Regions from separate parts of the Mus musculus genome. Here region 2 is linked to region 1. The links are chromatin loops, found by intact Hi-C in ENCODE. Cell type or tissue: gastrocnemius. All regions are shown on one strand. Links, peaks and the distances in the headings refer to the core of each region. The heading gives the core; the rest is flanking DNA.

Region 1 (2,901 bases), core at 260-2,759:
CCCACATACTTCAAGGTGGTTTTGTTTTGTTTTGTAGATATGGCCTCAAGTAGCTCAGGCTATATCTCCCTCCCCCTCACTATATAGCCAATGACAGGTTTATGCCAGCCTGGAGATGGATCACCAGGGATTTGCACATGGTAGTCAAGTGCTAGGCAAAGATCTCCCAGTGAGCAACATCCCTAAAACTAGGGATTTCTTTTTTAATTCCATTAATTCATGAATTATTGATTTGAGCTTCCCAACAGGCAAACCTCGAGATGTAGGAGGATCACTCTTTGTTTGTTTTTCGAGACAGAGTTTCTCTGTGCAGCCCTGGCTGTCCTGGAACTCACTTTGTAGACCAGGCTGGCCTCGAACTCAGAAATCTGCCTGCCTCTGCCTCCCGAGTGCTGGGATTAAAGTCGTGTGACCATGCCCGGCTAAGAGGATCACTCTTATCTGTTTATTAATCTAGTTTTCATAAGGAGAAACGCAATTACTGGATATCTGGGCTGTTGTGAGGCCCTAAGTATCTATTCGAGTGAGTGGCTGCAATAATAAGCCTTAAAAGCCGGTGTCTAGTGAGTGCTTGCAACTTTATAAAGAAAGCCATGGTTAGGGTTGATGAGTTAGGTTAGTGACTAAAGAGGGCCACCATTAAGCCTTAAGGATCCAAGTTTGAGGTCCAGAACCAACATGGTGGAAGGAGGCAACTGATTCCAGTCGTCTTCCAACCCAAAATAAATATATAAAGACTTTTTTATTAACACCTTAATGGGGGTGGGGGTGCGGGGAGAGGACCACGAGGCCCGGTGTGGAGGTGCACTTAGAGGCAGCTGGATTTCTGAATTCGAGGCCGGCCTGGTCCACGCAGTAAATTCCAGGACAGCCAAGGATACAAAGAAACCCTGTCTCGAAGAACAAAAGACAGAAAACAAGAAACAAAACCATGAAAGATAGTCCGTTATCCAGGGCTAGAATGCCCAAGGCTGGTTCATCCAAGGTATGATGAAGGTTCACCCGCTAGGAACTGATGCTCCAGCTACTGAGCCTCCTTTAGCTGGCAGTGATATCGCTATAGGGCGCCAAAGCCACCATCCGCTCTCTGATTGGCTGAGATGGGAAAAAAAAAAGATAGTTCCTCTCATTGGCTATAAAGCAGACGCCGAGCGAACCCATTGGTTGCGTCGCCCGCGGGCCTTGGTCGGTTTCGCAAGCCGCTAGAGGCTACCGGGCGTGGGGCGGGCCGGAGCTCGCCGTTGCCGTGGTTACCCAGAGGCACGTGCGCAGTCCCGGAAGCGGCCGGGGGAAGCTGCTCCGCGCGCGCTGCCGGAGGAAGCGCCGCCGGGTCCGCTCTGCTCTGGGTCCGGCTGGGCCATGGAGTCCATGTCTGAGCTCGCGCCCCGCTGCCTCTTATTTCCTTTGCTGCTGCTGCTTCCGCTGCTGCTCCTTCCTGCCCCGAAGCTAGGCCCGAGTCCCGCCGGGGCTGAGGAGACCGACTGGGTGCGATTGCCCAGCAAATGCGAAGGTGAGGGGGCGGGGCCGCGGGGCGTAGCCAAGCCCGAGGGGCGGGAGGGGGCGGGGCCTGTGGGAAGGGTCTGGGCCTGGCAGGACCTGGGCTGGGGTCTCCTTGGCCCTGCTGTGTGCTTTGCGGCAATGCTGGGTGCTGTGACTCTCGGATAACCTGGAGATCCCTGCTTTTGGGCGAATCCGGGGGTAGTTGCTCATCAAGACTAGAGGTGGGGGTGGAGGGAAGGCTTCATACAGGAAGCCTGCTGCGAAATGAAGAGTTGGCCAGGGAAAGCATGGCGTGCAGAGGAACTCACTCCGCAGAAACCACAGAAACAGAGGCAGATGAGGAGGCCCTGCCGGCCTAGAAGCCAGAGGGCGAATTTGAGGAACTGAAAAGGTCCATATGACGTAGAAAAGGGAACCTGAAAATTTTCCCGTGGTGCTTTCACTACAACCTAATTTGTGTATGGTTTTGGCTTCTTGAGAACAGGTACTGAGTTGCAAATATTTATTGGCAGACCAAAAAAAAAAAGGGGGGGGGCTTTACATAGGATTATATGGAGGGGCGGTGAGTGTATGTGGAGAGAAGAGACTCACACTCAAAGGATCAAGAGGTCACTTTTTTGAAAGCATCGAGCGCAGAGGAGACTGAAGTGAAGGAGGTAGATTTTAAAAATCGAAGGACAAGGAACTGAGACCTCTCTTTTGCCCTGCTCATCATTGCTCAGTTTCCTCTCAGACCTTTGCAGCCATCGACCTTCTTTCTAAGTCCTCGAAGGCCCCCCTCCCCCGAGTATTCTGGATATCCATTTTATGCACCAAGCAGATGTACACAGGCCAGATGTTCCCTAAGCACTGGATGCTGGGCTGGTGGTTTGGGACACATTAATCCTCCCATTTGAGCTGTTAAATGTGTGGCGAATGGGGGCAGGGGACTCGGCTCAGTGGGTAGAGTGATTGCCAGAGGATCTGAGTTCAGATCCCCAAGACAGATATAAAAAGCCAGACGCTGCAATGTTTGTGCACCCCTGATCCCCGCACCTCCGCACCTAAAGAGATGCACAGGAGACCAGCCAGTCCAACCAAATGATCACGCTCCAGGTTCAAGTGAGAAACCTTGTCTGAAAAACAAAAGATGAAGAACAGTATCAGAAAGGAACTCTGGCCTCCATGTGCATATCCACATATCCACACACGTGTGTGCACACACACACTGTAACTACATAGGACTTTTTGTTTTTAAGTGAGACTCCCTAGAGTTAATGTGAGTTCACTGGAAGATACCTGTTAAAAGGTCTCACCTGTTCTAGGATGGTCCCTTACCTCCCCACCAGTCCTGGGCTTTTGTTTTCTTTGTTTTGTTTCTTTTCTTTTCTTTTACTCTTTCAAGACAAGGTTTCTCTGTGT
Region 2 (2,901 bases), core at 243-2,742, 71 kb after region 1:
CCCTCCCCCTGCCATTATGATAAACAGCTGTTGGTACATTCCATCTCATCTGCTTAGTAACAGCATCCTCCACCATACCTGGATCCGATCTTGGATGTCAGCAGCTCCATCTTCTCCTTCACCCACTGGTGCCAATTCCACCTCTTCTTGTTCAGGGTCTTGATTGAGGGGCTGGTACGAGTAGCCTGCTGGGCCTGCTCCTGTTTCCTCCTGCTCTTCCTCGGGTTCTTCACTGCTCCAATCCCCAGTTCCTTCTGTAGGACCCTGATGTGGCCCTAAGTCCTCAGTCTGATTGGGGAAGATACGCTCAGGGCCCATGGTGTCTCCCCCTAGAACTACTGCTGCCATCCGGGCAGGGGCTGCAGGGACAGAAAGGCGGGATAGGGATGGGATGAAACCAGGTCTCCTTTCACGTTCAGCCACCCACTTCCCTCTCGCATGGAACTTGCATCTTCCTCCCGTCTCTCCTGCCTCCCTGTCTCAAGTTTGGGTTCTCATATTGAGCTGGAGCACACACGTCTTTAACTCGCCCGATTCCTAAATGAACCGACCACCGGAGGGTTTCACCTCTTCCTAAAAGCCTCTTCCCAGAACCTCGCCCCTCTCACCACGCCCCTCCTCTGGAGGTAACTGCTGGTCGCCAGGCTACCCACCATAGCGCGTCCCCGCCCCTCATTCCCTCTATTCCGGGGGAGTGTAGTACCGCCTGGCAAAAACCCCTTCAGGCCCAGGGTCTCCCCTTCAATGGCCCCAGCTACAGAGTCCCCTACCCGCCCCACTGATTCTCGGCGTTGGTATTTCCTCGCGCCTCACCCTCTCAGAGCCCACAGCCGGACCCGCACCTTCACTTCCGGCGGGGCAGGACATGCTGGGGCTCTTAGTCCTCCAGCCCCGCCCCGTGCCCGAGACTGACGCAAGCGAGGACAAGTCCGCCTCTTGCCCCGCCTCCGCCATCCCCTGCCCGGACCACAAAGAACTACATTACCCAGTGACCCTCAGGCGTGCGACGTGAACTGGTGTTCTGCGCATGCGCACAAACCGGCCCCGCCCACCCGCTCCCCATCTTTCGGCCCTGGGGTAATTCGTGGACTACAAGTCCCTGAAGCTGTCGGGCCGGCAATTCTCACTGCACGTGCGCGTCCCGCTGCCCGCCGGAAGGACGAAGTCTGGCAGTGTTTATCTCGTTGGGGACCGAGGAATCGGTTGGCGGGCAACGGGTTCTAGGCTGCTGGCAGCGCGAGGACCCGCGGCCCCACCCCGGCCCGGCCTGGCAGGTAGCCTGGGATGGGTTGGGGGGATGAGGAAAATTGAAGGGACAGGCGACGCCCATTGCCTACGGCTGGGGCCGCGCGGGAGGGGCTGAGAAGGCTGAGCTGGGGGTGGGGAGGGAGCTAGGGGGATGCTGGGAAAGAGGAGTGTTAATGGTCCGCGAAAGGGTTAGGGGAAAATGGCCTGGAGACGGGTGGGAGAGACCTGGTGGCTGGAGGAAGCGCTGAGAGAAGTGGACGAGTGGGTTCCGAAGAGAATCAGGAAGCTGAGCATAATGGCAGGGGGAGGGGGCAGTGTGGCGTCGTGGGGGAGGGGCGGCTGAGAAAGGTGGACTACAACCGGAGACCAGTCTCATTCACAGAGCGGTATGGTTGGCAGGGGATAAGAATGGCTTGCTTCCCTTCGTGAACTTAGACGAGTTAGAGGGCTCTGGTGTGGACCTTGAAGTGGTGGGAGGAGGAACTGCAAGGCTCTCGGGAAATTAAGAAGGGAAGGGGCGCGAGCAGGGAGGGGAAGCCGACCTCAGGGGCTGGGATGTTGAAAATGGCCTATTGGTGGGAAATGCTGGAGACCCAGAGATAACGTATAACCTCCTGCCTCCGAGTTCTCCTTAGGAAGATGGAGTCTTCCTCCGTCTGCCACTGGGATTGTAGTCTTATCTTTGTGCATTTTCGTTTTATCTGGACTTACTTTCAAAGGAGAGTAAAAGATATGAAGGAGGTTGATAGGCTCTCCACCACCACGTTCTTTCCTTTCTTTCTCTATTTTTTGTTTGTTTTTTTTTTTTGAGACAGGTTCTTGTAGCTCTGGCTAATTTGGGACTTACTGTGTAGACCCAGGTGGCTGACCTTAATTACACAGACATCCCCCTGCCTCCATGCCCCAGCACGAGTGCCTTGGACTTGGATTCTTAAGCTTTCAGTCCTCTTTCTCTGATAAGCAAAAATTGAAGAGCCTGAGTAATGAAGGAACAGTTTAACTTTTGGCTGCTGCTGTTTCACATTGAGAGAGATGGCTACTTAAAGTATACAGTGAAAGGTTGTGGGGGCAGTTGATTCATGAAAGCTGCGTCTGTCCCCTTGAAGGGAACCTCCTTTGCTTGAGGTGCACCCACCCCACCCCCGAGGTTTTTCCTCCCTGCCAAGGATTTTTGAACAGGAAGTGAATGATCACCCAAACCCAGCAGATGTCTCCTGGCAAAGGCATCGCTAGTTGCAAAAAGATTTGCCTGAAAGAGCTCTCAGATATACCTGTTATCACTAGGCTGGCCGGCTGTCTTTACAAAGCCGTGGCCCCTCTCATCTTTGGGGCTTTCTCTTGTCCTGCCCAAAGGTATTTTTGCTTTCTTTCCTCTTTCCAATCTACACTCCTACCCCATCTCTCCTCTAGAGACCCAGACAGGGGCAGGGCTGCTGGAAGTGGCGTGTTCGCTAACAATAGTCCGGCTGAGAAAGTTGAGGGCGCTCCTCCCTGCCCCCGACTCTCAGTATACACATACCTTTCTGGTTTAAGTTTCTAGTCCTGGCAGCATACGAGCCACAGCTGTCAAAGGAACTCCTCGTGCCTGTAGACACCCTGGGTGACCCCAGGGACAACGGATCAGCTTGACAAGAACGCTCTGTGAGGGGCTAA

What was found. Peaks named below come from ENCODE experiments on the same cell type or tissue, not always from the same donor. Only the 100,000 strongest peaks of a DNase experiment are listed, where the experiment ranks them.
Region 2: a loop joins it to region 1, with 1.9 times the contacts of the local background. A loop is called at or near these places in 1 of 42 quality-filtered maps.

Annotation. Positions count from the first base shown.
Region 1 is chr17:46,750,582-46,753,482 of GRCm38, reverse strand. Cnpy3 (canopy FGF signaling regulator 3) reads left to right here and starts at 1,269. Exons shown (of 6, transcript NM_028065.4): 1 at 1,269-1,510. The coding sequence starts at 1,360. In gastrocnemius, for the core only: no CTCF peak of the experiment used is centred there; a DNase peak (open chromatin) is centred at 1,215; H3K4me3 peaks cover 2,079 bases; H3K27ac peaks cover 2,371 bases.
Region 2 is chr17:46,679,075-46,681,975 of GRCm38, reverse strand. Klhdc3 (kelch domain containing 3) reads left to right here and starts at 1,046. Exons shown (of 12, transcript NM_027910.3): 1 at 1,046-1,274; 2 at 2,782-2,901. Mea1 (male enhanced antigen 1) reads right to left here and starts at 855. Exons shown (of 4, transcript NM_010787.2): 1 at 771-855; 2 at 79-359. The coding sequence starts at 348. In gastrocnemius, for the core only: a CTCF peak has its summit at 1,717; DNase peaks (open chromatin) are centred at 1,023, 1,561, 2,459, 2,726 and 1 more place; H3K4me3 peaks cover 2,500 bases; H3K27ac peaks cover 2,372 bases.